2 separate regions of the Homo sapiens genome follow, and region 1 is linked to region 2. The links are chromatin contacts, found by Hi-C in ENCODE. All regions are on one chromosome and are shown on one strand. Each heading gives the region's core, a stretch centred on a gene start or an enhancer-like site at or near the end of the contact. The rest is flanking DNA. Distances are from core to core; before and after follow the strand shown.

Region 1 (7,137 bases), core at 2,736-5,235, 1.7 Mb after region 2:
AATAAGTAATGGGCCCAAGTTCATACAGCTGGTATATGCCAGAGATTTCAACCTAGGCAGCCTGGCCCTAGAGCTACAGTTCTTAATTGCTGTGCAGTATCATTTCTCTGTAAATAAAGTCACTGTGCTGCTGGAGGAACATGTGAGAAAGAGATCAAAGAAGCTGAAGCAAATTAACAAAATGAAATACAAAGCTAAATGAATAATAGAGAGTTGGACCATATGAAATTGCCACTTCTGTAGATCAAATTCAATAGCATGTTGGCAATTTTGTGTGATTTCGCATAGAAAAAGGAGACATGGGAGTATTTAAAAGCATGTATTGAACATGTGCAGAGTGCCAATCACTAGACACAGATGATTCAAAGCTGAATAAGATGGCTCCTGTCCACAAAAATGCCCTGGCTAAGTAGGAGAGATGAATGCATAAACAAGAATTACAATAGAATGGTATATTTTCAGTAATACAAATATGTGGATCGATGGTTTGCAACCTTGACTGAGCATTGGAATCGTGTTATAATTTTGTAAAAATTGACCATTTTATAATTGAGATATCCCATCAGAGATAGCCTGATCAGTCTCCTGAGGTGGGTTTTTTAAAAGTGACAGGTCATAACCTCTGAAAATAAATGTGTTGGAAATGATAGCAGAAACTTCAAATGCTACAGTATACTTATAAAAAAGGAAGTTTTTGTCCATGAAATAAAAGCTGGTAGATTGCATAGCATCTTGACTTTTTTAAGGTCCCTGACCTCACTGAGAAACTGATTAAAGTTGTGGATGTTTTTGCAGAAAGTTGCCCACATGCATAGTGAGTGGAGGTCCATAAAGCCAAGACTAAACAGTTAAGAATTCCTGCATCAGAGACTATGGTTGAAAAGAATAAATAAACTTTTAACACAGGAAGTGTAAGAATAGGACAAATGTAGATACAGCGTCTACTCCATAAACAAGGTAGGAAAGAAGATTCATGGCAACACGTGAAATGATTCACAACAAAATATTTAGAGTGAGTTGGATAAAGTGACAGCAAAGACAGAGTGGAAAAGCTGTAGTGACAGAGTATATTTGGACTTACTAAGGGAACAGAGAGAAAGGTACAAAAAATGATATCATGGTCTTGGCTGTGAGACTCTCTGGGATTCTAAAAATGCTGAGGTCCATACATGTTCTGGTGCAAGTACCAGGAGAAAACAGAGCAGGAACAGAGCAGGTACAGAGAGGAAAAAGGAAAATAATATATAGTTAATATGTTATGCTTTAAAAAATGTCTGAGATCAACTTTTTCAAATTTTGAATATTTAAAATCACTTTAGTTAAATTATCTATCTAATGTGAAAAAAACCTTGTAATCACAAAAGTATACTACAGTACCATAGATTCCAACTGACATAGTTTAAAGGTTAATATCTAGCCAAGTGCTTTTGGAGAGTTATAATGTCAGAGGCGTGTGACCCAGAACAACTACATCTTGAATAGGAGCTGGGTAAAATGAGGCTGAAACCCACTGGGCTGCATTCCCAGATGGTTAAGGATTCTGAGTCACAGGATGAGATAAGAGGTTGGCACAAGATACAGGTCATAAAGACCTTGCTGATGAAACGCATTCCAGTAAAAAAGCCAGCTAAAACTCACCAAAACCGGGAATGACCTCTGGTCGTCTTCACTGCTACAATCCCACCAGTGCCATGACAGTTTACAAATGCCATGACAACATCAGGAAGTTACTCTATATGGTCTAAAAAGGGGAGGCATGAATAATCCACCCCTTGTTTAGCATATCAAGAAATAACCATAAAATGGGTAACCAGCAGCCCTCAGGGCTGCTCTGCTTATGGAGTAGCCATTCTTTTATTCCTTTACTTTCCTAATAAACTTGCTTTCACTTTACTCTATGGGCTCGCCCTGAATTTTTTCTTGCACGAGATCCGAGAACCCTCTCTTGGGGTCTGGATTGGGATCCCCTTCCTTAACAATAGTGTCATTTTTATCCCAAATGTTTCCTCTTCCATTTTAAAATCTTCTTCATTACAACCATTGGCACCTCTTTTTACCTTGAAAGCAAAGCTAGTCTTTACTGTGGCTGTGCTTCTAAGGTTTTTAACAAACCCATGTTGAGTACATCTTTCAACTTTCATTTTTATTCTTTTGTCTCCTTTCTTTTGCTTCTCCAATCACTGGTATGGAGAATTACTTCATTCCAGGGCTCTCTAAAGATATAATGAGCCTTTCTCTCCTTTCTGACTTCCCTCTGCAACATTCCTTTCTTTACTTTCTCCTGACACTATAGGAACAGCCTTTCTATTGACCTTATTAATTATAAAAGGACAAGATTAGCATCATGAGTATAGTTCTCAAATATAGCAGCGTATAAAATACGAATGACATTTTTCTGTGTGCTTACAATGTAAAGCAATTATAATAGGGATGTTATGGTTGGCTTTATAAGTAAATATTCTGATTTATACTACCTGTATCTACAGCTACATAATTGATATGCAAATTTGACTTTGTTTTGCATAAGTTTATCTGGCCATTATATCTATTTATAAATGTAGTTTGTGATTATATACACTTAGAGGTACTTGGTGTACTAGTTGAAATTTTATTTCCACATACCTCTGTGGGAGTCTGTTGAGCCTTTTTTTCAGATTTTGGCAAATCTTTGCTTCCTCTTCTTTTTAAGGATAACTGAAACAAAGCATGAATATATTTAGTTGGATAAACTATAATTTTAATTCAATTTTATGTTTTTAAGTATTCTAGTCTCAAACGACAAAACCAAGACAAATAAAAAGAGTTAGTTCAATAATCATAAAAGGAGGAAAAAAAATCCTAAACCAGATAGATTTAGATATATTTTTACTTTGGACTAGGATACACATCACAGTAGAATGTAGCTGGCAATTATTTAATTTGAGAAATACAGGAAACCTACTGTGAAAATGCAGAAAAACAACAGACAAAATTGATTGTTGACTCAATATGATATATAGTTCAAATGTAAACAAATGCTTGTTAGCATTCCACATCACTGAAGGAAAAAAAGTAAGTTATTATTTCCAATGTTGGGAGTTAGGTTGCTATAAGCTTATGAACACACACTTTCAGTGAATTTATGTAGAATCGGAAGCACTTCATTCTCCCCTCACCACACATCACCCCCTTGCTCCTCCTCGACACGTGCAAAATGATAGGGCATGGTAGGGGTTGTAGTGAAATGGAGAAGGCATGCCCCATCTCAAGAAACAGGTGGACCAGCCACAGCTTCAGCTCATTGTGTGATACAGGAATGTGGGCTTTTACAAGAGAAGCTGGGAATCTGGATTCTTATGTAAAATCTCCCACATTTTACTGGCTGATCCTAATTAAAATTCAAACTAACACTTTGGAAGTCAAAGAATACACAGCTAGTGCCAAACTGTTTCAAGGACAAGCGTAATATGATCTCTGGTGCTCAGTTCCATTTCTCACACCAATATAAGAAGAAGGGTCTCTGTATGTAAACAATAATTATCCGTATGTATGACTGTCTACCATATACTACACATTGAGGGGGAGACTCAAAGTTTGATTAGATACTGCATCTACCATCAGGAAGCTGAAACTTAGCAGGGGAGGAGACAGAGAAGCAAACAATTACAGTGCAAATTGATAAATGCTATGCTTTAGGTTCTGTGAAGCAGGGGTTTTGATTTAGTGTGGCATCACCACCATAAAAATAGTGCTTGCCACATGGCAGGTGGTGAAAAAAATACTTGCTGAACTAATGATATATGAATACCAAATCGAGGTTCTGAGGTCAAAGAGAAGGACAGGGGTATAGACTGACAGTAAAAATAGGGAAGCCTTTTCCAAACAGGAGTCTTCATAAATTCGCAAAGAAATGAAAATTAAATTCTTCACATGTTAATTTCTAACCCATATCCACTGTTAAGTAAAGGCATACGTTCAAGCACAGAAGGCAGGGGAATACTTTGGTGCAACTGCTTTCATTCAGTATGAAACTGAAACTACACAGACAAATGAATAGCCCACGTGGTTATTCATTTCTAGTTCTTTACAGGAAGAAGTTCTTTCTGTTGCTTGTATAATCTTCTTAGAAAGGAAAGCTTGGGGACTGACTCACCATAACCAAAAAGTAATTTAGGAAGTAATCAACAAAACAGTCCCAAGAATACCAAGAATAAAGTGAGCTAAACTAAGAAACCTGGAACATTCTAGGTAGGGGCTGCCTACAAGAAGCGTTGAATTTGTTTCACTAAATACTTATTGAATGCTTGTATTTGAATTCACTCAATTATGTGTTTATTTAGTGACTACCAATGCACTTCATAACATACCTGTGACACAATAATAATGAAACCAATGTGATCTTTGCTCTTTTGGGGGTTCTCAGCTTACTTGGCATGATCTGTTCAGTCTGGAATTCAACACAGTGTTATGAAAGCAATGATAATACAAGAACAATATTAACTGTCATTGAGCCCTAATTCATGTCAACCCCTTCACATACATTATCTCAGCTAATTTTTAAACACTCCTTTTAGCCTCACTTTGCAGGTGCTGAAACTAAAGTTTACAGGGGTAACAGAAGTAGATGAATAAATTATCAAAAGCATCAGTTATCTCTGTGCTCCTCAGAACAGCATCATCAGTGTCACCCAGAAAGCTGTTGGAAAAGCAAATTCTTGAGATTCATCCCAGAACCACTGATTCAGAAACTCTGAGGATGAGGCCCAGTGATCTATGATTTAATAAGCTAAAGTTTGCAAATGTCTAAAGTTACTAGTTGGTAACAATAACTTCAGACCTTGACCCAAGTCTTTCTCATATCTAACTGTTAGCTATTAGATCACTAAGGAGAAAGACTTTATCTAATCTAGGGCTAGAGATGGTGTGGGGAGCTAGGGATAATTTCCAAAATGAGTAGCATCTTATCTAGAATCTGGTGCATGAGTAGTTAGCCAATGGAAGATGAAGAGGAGGAAAAGGGAAAAAAAAAGGCATTCCACATAGAAAAACCATTTCTGGGACAGAAATTCCATATGGGTGTTACAGAGTGAGAGGAGAGGAGTGACATGAGATTTGCTGGTGGCATAAGTCAGATCTTGAAGGACATTGAATAAAGATTGAATTTTATCTTATTCAGGTCAAATTATTGTCCTAGGGTCAACTTGGAGCACTAAATGCTCCTATTGAGCAAGAAATGTCATAATTAGACTGTCATAGAGATATACAAAGACACAAGGGTGGCAGTACAAATCGCTGTGAGATAAAGATGTTACATGCAGGGGTTTCAAGGGAAAGTATGTTCTAGTTCTGGAAATGTTTTTTGGTCTTTGTGTTTCATTCATTTCATAGGTATTTAGTTTCTGGTCTATATGTGGTACTGTATATATGCCAAACACATGTGACTAAGAAATATTGTACTCTTTCCCCAAAGAGCTAACTGTTTATAATGATAAAAAGGATGCAATTAGCAAAAACAGTGGGCAGAACTAACTCAGGGCAATAAATGAACAAAAAGGGACTGAGAGGGCAAAGGAAGAAGCTCTAATTCCAGATCTGGGGAATCAGAGAAAATCATTCAAGAGAACTGACTTTTGAAGGATATGCAAAATTTCAACAGAAATAAAACTGAACAAACTGTTGTAGGAGTAAAGATATAGAGGAATGAGTTTGCCTTTCAGATGCACTAACTCCTGAAAAGAAGTGATGGAGGTAGGGCCACTGTAGAGATGGGGTAAAAGAAGATGCAGAAAAGATTGAGGTCAGCTTGTGCAGCTGAGAAATTTAGACTTTATCCTGTGGGCAATGTTAAAATGAGACCTCTAAATTAATATAAGAGCAATGCTGAAATTAGGGCATTCTTTCCTAAGAGGCATTTTCTATTTTGCTTTTATTTAAATATCACTCAGGTGGAGTGTTAAGCTCAAATAAAGCTCTGAAGTAAAGCCTTCCCCTTGAATAAAGATACATTAGCTTTCAGGTGCCTTTAGGGCTGCTACTATGTGTAAGTATCACATTTGCATTTTCAATAAATATTTCATATTTTCATATTCCAGTAAGTTTATGTTAACTTTCTGAATCCTATGAAACAAAGATGAGACATTTCTATGGATACAGAAAGTTAGAGAAATAATGTGAGTCCAAGTAGTCCCTTTCCTGTGAGGATGAAACTGTGTAACCTCCCCCCTTGTCATCCTCCCCCACCATCATCCACTAAATCTTGTAACCTCTGCTAGGGGAGCAGTTGGGGAGGCCACAATGAAATCTCAGATTTTCATATTTGCTGGCAAAGCAGGCACTTCTCTAGATGGTTCTCTAGATAAATACGTTGAAAACATTTATTGTCCACTTCTTAATTCTTTACATTCCCAGCCTCAGCTTGTCCAAAAGAGGCTGCTGTTTTTTTTGATCATGAGAAGGCCAGGAATTAGAGAGTTTTGCCAGTAATTATTTTTTCACAGCAATGATATAAAATGGGTTGTTTGTTTTCTAAAAATGTTTTGAGATTATCTTCCTTTTCTCAATTAAAATTTACTCCACTTAGTATGTAGCATCTTTATGTTTTCAGCAATTAAACCACAGAGAAGAATGTGCCTAACATGCTACCAAAAGACATATTATGCATATAGAAGTCTCCTATGCTGTTGATAAAATTAAAGAGAGATTCATTTGTGTGGTAATTAAATCAAGAAGGAAACTATAGAGACATTAATATTTAGATCTTTTGAGCCCTAAATATGTGTCATGCACTTTTCTAAGCACTTTATATGTATCTACTCATTCAGACTGACAACAGACTTATTGACACCATTGTCTGAAGCACACAATGGATTTATCGCTCAGCTAGCTAGTGTTAGAACCAGGATGCAAATTAGCCAGTTTCAGAGTTCCCACTCTGAACAACTACATTATACTGTTACTTCGACAGAAAAAGGTGCAATTTAGATAGCAGGCTTATATTATTTCTGAGCATATCCTTTATGGTAACAGAGCGTGACAGCAAGGTTTGGGGTACTAGGTTACATATATGACACATGTGCAGAAGTTTTAATATTTTCAACACAGGGATCAGCAGAAGTGACATACACCACTTACTGGTTCTTAAATCAATCTGTAAATACT
Region 2 (6,484 bases), core at 5-2,504:
TCCCGCTCTCCCCCGGGCCAAACCCCGCCAGGGTCCCGTCTTTCCCAGTCGCGTCCTTTCCTCTTCTCCCCGCCCCGCGCCGGGCTTGTGTGGACAGAGAACGGAGTGTCAAAGGGACGCCCTGGGCCGATCCCCAGGAAGCTATGAATCCCTCCGTGACGGAGGGGTCTGGGGATCGATAGACGGCCCTTTCTCAGAGGCTCTCTCCACTACTGACCAAGCGGCCCTGCCAACGTGTGGTTTCCGGCTGGACCCCAACCCAGCCGCCGCCAGTCTCCCGGCGCCCCTGGCTGGGTCTCGCTCAGTCCCTGCCCTCGCAGACGCACAGCGGGGTGGCCAGTTCAAAAGTCCTACATAACTTGGAGAGAACCAGCAGCTAGAAAACCTGTTTTAAACACACAGCTTGAGTTTTATACAACCCACGTTGTCCAAGGCACGAACTGTTGGACACGAATTCATACTTTAGAAACCAAATCTAATTTCCAAGCGCCAATCTTCACCTCCCGGACTCTAACTCTGCGGCTGCGAGTGCATACACCAGGGGGACTGGAGGAGACTGGAGGCAATTATCTGGATAATCCAAGCCCGAAAAACTCGAACTTGAAAATATACGATTATGTCCTGAAATGCCCGCGTCATTGATCTAGTCTTTCCTACCATCAGAGCTGACACAGCTCCAGTCCACGGGCTTCTCCGCGGGGTCTAGGATCCACAGTCCCTGGGGGCTGAAGACCCAATGGAAGTAACTGATGGATCGCAAATTGGAAATCGTAACGTGGCCGACAGACCTGATCAGGAAAACTCGCGTCCTTATATGAAACAGCCCCGAGGCCGCGAAAGTAGCCTCAGGAGTTGTCAGATTCAAAAGCAATTTTGATTTAAGGTTTTCAAAAGCCCCAGAGGGCAAATGTGACCACTCGGGTCAGCCAGTCAGCAGTTTGGATCCAGACAGGGGACCACCGAGTGGGGCGGCCGAGGAGCCGCGGCGCCTCCCGACGTCACACGCGCCTGCTCGCACTTAGCCACGCGCTTGGGGTTATTCTTTACACTCAGGACTGAAACTTCGCCCGCGAGACCGCGGGGCGCGGAGGAGGGCCGAAACCCAAGGTCCAGGTCCAGGGCCCGCCCCCGCGCGCCCGCGTTGGCGCCCGCGCGCTCCCTCCGCAGGGGTTAGCAAGATTGCGCTCATTCTCGCCCCGGCTGCTCCCCACCCGCTCGCTGCTCTGGGGTACCAGGTCCGCGGCCGCGTTCCCACGCCTCGGCTGGAGCCTTGCGGCGGGCATTGGCGAGCGCGGCCCCGCCCCCTGGCCCAGCCAATCGCGAGCCACGCCGACCAGCGAGGGGGAGGTGCCGGGCGGAAGGCCTGGGCCGGTGCGCGGGGGCGGGTGAGGTGGCCCCACCCGCTCGAGGGGGGGGCGTGGCCGGCGCCGGCTCTTGCGGCCGAGCAGAGTTGCGGCGTGGGAAAGAGCCGCTAGGAGCAGACCGCGCCGCCGCCGGAGCCGCGCCTGCCCAGGCCCGGGGAGGGAGGAGGCGGGCGTCAGGGTGCTGCGCCCCGCTCGGCGTCCGAGCTTCCGGCCGGGCTGTGCCCCGCGCGGTCTTCGCCGGGATGAAGCGCCCCTGCGAGGAGACGACCTCCGAGAGCGACATGGACGAGACCATCGACGTGGGGAGCGAGAACAATTACTCGGGGTGAGCGCGGGCTCCGCGGGAGCGGCCCGCAGCTCGGGAGCTTGGGGTAGCTTTGTGAATGCGTGGCTCCCTGGAAATCCCGAGGCTGGTCTCCGCAGCATCTAGGTAGAGAGGGAAAGTTTGGCCTGAGAAAGTTTGAGTGGTGGGCGCTCGCAGAGCGTGAGTTGGGATGGGGCAAGGGATGTGGATTTTCACCGTAGGGGTGGAGTAGCCAGGATGGGAGACGCCACTGAAAGGCAGAGCGCAGGAGTTGGCGAGGGAGGGTCCTGGCTGTCACAGTTGGACGCGCGAACGGCAGCGTCTGGGCGACAGGCGATGTCCCAGCCACTGAAACCGTATTTGGGGGCACTTTCAAAATAGATCAGGAGAAAATAAAAACAATTTGATTTTTGATTTTTAGAGATACCAAAATCACAACTTGATTTTTGGAGGAATTAAAGCAACCTGCGATGTCAAGGCTACGTAGGTTGAACTTTGCAGGTTGACCGTGTGTGACTTGGCTAACGCAAGAGTGAGTGACAGATGTAAGCATCGGAAAGGGCATCATTTCTTTGACTGCTTGTTCTCAAGTCTGGAAGAGATCGGCGTCGTAATCACAGAAGCCAGACCTCCACTTTCCTGTGACAGAGGGAGATTACCGAGGCATTTTAGAGCCAAGGCGGGTCAAATGATAATTGCTTCTAATTGGCATCCCCAGAAGCACCTTAATTATTTATCTGCAGCTGTCACTCAAAGAGGGAAATTCTTCCTACCTTTGGAAAACTGGTTTTCTTTCATATTGTTATTCTAATACATACAAAGCAAAGCACAAAATCTGCAAGAGCAAAGATATTTACACGAAAGCAAAGGTTTAAGTATCTGATCATTAAAGTGTTGTTGTGCCGTCTTTAAAAATGAGGTCTGAAAAACAGAAGCTATCACGTGAAAGGTGAAACCCGTAAAGAAGGGGTGAAAATGAGGGGGACAGGTAATTCAGAAATAAGATCCAGAAGTGAGAAGGTGAGGTAATAGCAACCTGGTGTGTGCAGCATTTCTAAAATGAAAGAGAACAAATAACAGGAACCTGGGGAATTTGAGAACACAAAGAAGCATAGTATCCATGAATTATGAAGAGAAACAGATACAAACTAGAAAGGATTGTAAAAATTATGTGACCAAATAATACTTTGATTGAACCTTCAATATAAAAATATATTTTCATTAGTAAATCCAAGGTGCATTGCAGCTTCTGGAGATTTAAGCTTAGCCTAAAGTCTGAGACACACCTACAGTTTCATTTTCAAAGTAAAACATTCACCTAGTAATAAAATGAGTTTTAATTTTCCTATCAGTGGCATATTTAGGGCATATTTTTGGAAGATTAGTATGCAAAACATCAAGTTTGTCAATTTTTTCCTGTTGCAATATATGACTAACTGAAGTTTTGAAACAGTAAGATAACTTCTATTTATTTTAAAGTTTGCACCTAGAGACAAGAGTTTGACGTATGACGACTGCACATCTGTTTGATAGTGGTGCTTAACATAACCCTGATTTGAAAAAGTGGCATTATTTTGTTCAGTGTGCCTGACAGGAGGGAGAAGGAAAGCTATTTGAGATTAGTTGACTTTAAAATATATGAGTGGAACTAGGAAATGCTAATATCTAACTTCTCAGCCCAACTGCCGGTAATTATTTCACTGGGAGACTTTCAAGTAAAAATTGTGGGACATTTTGGCCAATGGGTTAGCATCTGGATTACAAATTAAGGCGTAATTTTTACCTGAAAAGAGACAGCCGGGCTGAAAGCAAAGTCCGTTAAGAGTGAAACAAGAACTAAGAATAAAATAACACAGACTTGAACTGTGCAATCACTCTGAATATTTAATGGGTGCCACAAGTACCCAGAAGAAACTATTGTTATGTTAATGCAGCACCTGACATACTCTTCTTATTTCATAGGCAAAGTACTAGCTCTGTGATTAGATTGAATTCTCCAACAACAACATCTCAGATTATGGCAAGAAAGAAAAGGAGAGGGGTATGTGATTTTTCCCCCTTTTTATTTCATGTAACTTATACTATTGTGTAACAGTTACATTTTTTCATTTGAGTAATTTTATCATTTGTGAATTCATAAACTTTTGTTGTTTGCTTCTTTTGGATAGATTATAGAGAAAAGGCGTCGGGATCGGATAAATAACAGTTTATCTGAGTTGAGAAGACTTGTGCCAACTGCTTTTGAAAAACAAGTAAGCTATCCCCTCCCCAGAATCCCCCCACCCACCCCGCCACCCCCCAAAAAAAAGCTCAAACACAATCTGATTCGCTCATCTGGGAATGTGGGTTCTTGTTAAAGCTCATTAAAATAATAGTGTATGTGCCCTGATCTGGCACAGAGCAGCTATTTCAATAAAATGCTTTGTTGTGGCAAAACTATTAAAAACATAATCCATCATGAAGTTGAAAAACATTTCCATTCTTTAGCTTATTTTCCCCTTAAGGGTAACAGTGTTCATGCTTTCTCTGTTCTTTCTATGAATACCAGTAGTGGTTTTATTTAAAACTGTGCTGTATACCGTATCCTTCAAAAAAAAAAAAAAAACCATTTTTTTCTCAAAATTTTTTTAAAATGTAATATTTTTAATTAAAAAACAATCAGAGCCCAAGAAGTAACATCTCTAGCTCTATTTCCTAAATGATAATACCACTAAAATTTATTTACCAAGCCATTTGCTTTCATTTTTAATCCCTGGGTTGGTAGAATGCCATTTGATTTGGGTCATCTTTTTAGAAGTTTGGTAAAAATGAAGTTAATCATAAATGCCCCTTTTCATAGTTACCTATTCCTTTACAAAAAAAGAAAGAAAGAAAAAGATTTTGCACACTTAGAAAAGTAGAAAGCCAAATGTTTAAATCTTTTGTGGTTTTAGAAGTCATGGCTCTCCCCCTGCCGCAGTGGTTAATGACACAGATTTCTAAGAGTATCTTTCAAAGGATATGGCAGCATGTCCTTGTTGAAAATACTTTCAGTTTAATTCCAATAAGACAACAGTTGTTTGTTTATTCCATTTTGTTTGTTTACTTCATGAATCTGCAAACATTATAAAACAAGCCCTACAAAGTCCTTGGAAATTATCCAGAAAGTGCAGTTTCAATTATTAGTGACTTTACTGAATCTGCTTGTACCATTTTCATGGAAAAATTAAACGCTGACCAAATACAAAACATAATATGCTACTGATTATACATTTTTAAGACAAAAAGCACACCCAATCTATATGCAGAGACTGTGTTTGATAAACTAAAAATAATGTGGAAATTGTAGTTTTGATTAGTAGCATTTTCAGTGCCAAATAGGCTTCAAGTGAAAATGTCAGTAATCAATGATGTTTTTAAAATTTGGAAGTACTGAAATGTCTGCAGTTATGAGGCGAAGTCTGTTTGATTTTTTTTCTTGGTTTGTTAGATTTTTTTTTTCTTAAATGTTGACTTAAACCTTAAAAGCAAACATCAGTTGTTTGGCAGTTAGTTACCATAAACACAAGCTTTCCCATTTGCAGAGCTTGGCTACCAACCCAAGTGAGTTGGCCCTGTCACAATATGATTAGAAAAGTGTTCTTTAGAGCAGTTAAGTAACTCTGGCACTCTCACCGTACGTGGTGCTGATAATTTTTACAAAACAAGTAAAGCATAGGGACCTGAAATAAACCTTAGTGTCCTTAAAAAAGAAAAAAAAAGAGAACATATTGGTAATTATTTAGCTCTTCCAGGAAATGAGAAGCCACCCACAGTCCCCGAGACAGCTTGAAATGGCACATTTGTATTTCAATTGGTTACCAGAGGTTTCCTTATTCTGAAAGCAGGGACATAAAAATATATTTGCAAGACAATTTTATTAAGAACTATTTTAAAAGGTTCAAAAATCCTTAAGCATTTATGATGCTTCCTAGGTAAGCAGTAAATTATTGCTTCTTGTTTGTGAGCTTAGAAATTCACAGTGACACCTGCTGGTAATTATTGGGGAAAAAAACCTTAAAAGTCGTCCTTTTTAAAATTTTTGGATCTGCTTGAAATGCAGATCCAATTATATGGTTCTAGTGTGAATACCTTATTTCAGGACTTAGTAGGCCTGTGAAAGGACTTATTGGAGTTTTCTATTTTAAAAATATTTAACAATCAATTGCTAAAATCCTATCTCCTTATCTTCTGGAGTTGTTATGCAACTCCTCTAGACTTTGGCTTTATAGAAGACTATTGATGCCCCATAGTAAAACATATTATTAACCAAGACACAGATTGAATGCAAAGTTTGAGATTTTTACAACTGAAATCATTTTGCTGTGGTGATCTTAGGAGAATAATTATTCTTATGATTTAAAAAAGTCATTCTAGTTTCTTTTAGTCTTTAAAAGTTAAAATGGCAAATACTTGTCATTAGGTATGACATTAATTAGTGCTTTCATGTAAAGTTTGGAAAGAATTCGAAGTTTTCTGTGAAAAAATAAAAGTTGGGATTGTCTAGTGAGAGGGAAATTGAAGCCATAATGCTAAATTCAGTGTATAATGTTTCAGATTAGTTTCTGTAGGACATAGGATTATTTATTTATTTATTTATTTATGAAGGGATCTGCAAAGTTAGAAAAAGCTGAAATATTGCAAATGACAGTGGATCATTTGAAGATGCTTCAGGCAACAGGGGGTAAAGGTAAGTAGATGACTTCATTTTTTTTTTTTTTTGCCTTTTTTACCTTTCTCTTTTCATGTTATTCCCCCTAATATTGTAAGGAAGTCATAGCTGAACAGTTCTTTAACA

Evidence for each region. Hi-C counts contacts between places; a loop is a spot of excess contacts on that map. Pooled maps may share reads with other maps.
Region 1: a pooled map shows a loop between it and region 2 (5-fold over the local background). The contact joins the enhancer-like site here to the promoter of HEY2-AS1 in region 2. A Hi-C loop is called at or near these places in 4 of 50 pooled maps.

What each region holds. Positions count from the first base shown.
Region 1 is chr6:127,480,291-127,487,427 of GRCh38, forward strand. MTCL3 (MTCL family member 3) reads right to left here. Exons shown (of 7, transcript NM_001400265.1): 5 at 2,623-2,694. It overlaps SOGA3-KIAA0408 (SOGA3-KIAA0408 readthrough), which reads right to left. Exons shown (of 13, transcript NR_174482.1): 5 at 2,623-2,694. Among named protein-coding and RNA genes, the nearest start is that of KIAA0408, 24 kb to the left of the region's middle. RefSeq lists enhancers at 902-2,101, 4,014-4,143. Within about 2 kb of position 3,986, at least 4 of the 41 ENCODE cell types and tissues checked have a DNase peak (open chromatin) inside an H3K27ac peak, as active enhancers do.
Region 2 is chr6:125,748,171-125,754,654 of GRCh38, forward strand. It overlaps HEY2-AS1 (HEY2 antisense RNA 1), which reads right to left and starts at 1,255. Exons shown (of 5, transcript NR_183491.1): 1 at 789-1,255. HEY2 (hes related family bHLH transcription factor with YRPW motif 2) reads left to right here and starts at 1,462. Exons shown (of 5, transcript NM_012259.3): 1 at 1,462-1,689; 2 at 3,631-3,709; 3 at 3,837-3,920; 4 at 6,295-6,376. The coding sequence starts at 1,607. RefSeq lists a silencer at 971-1,680.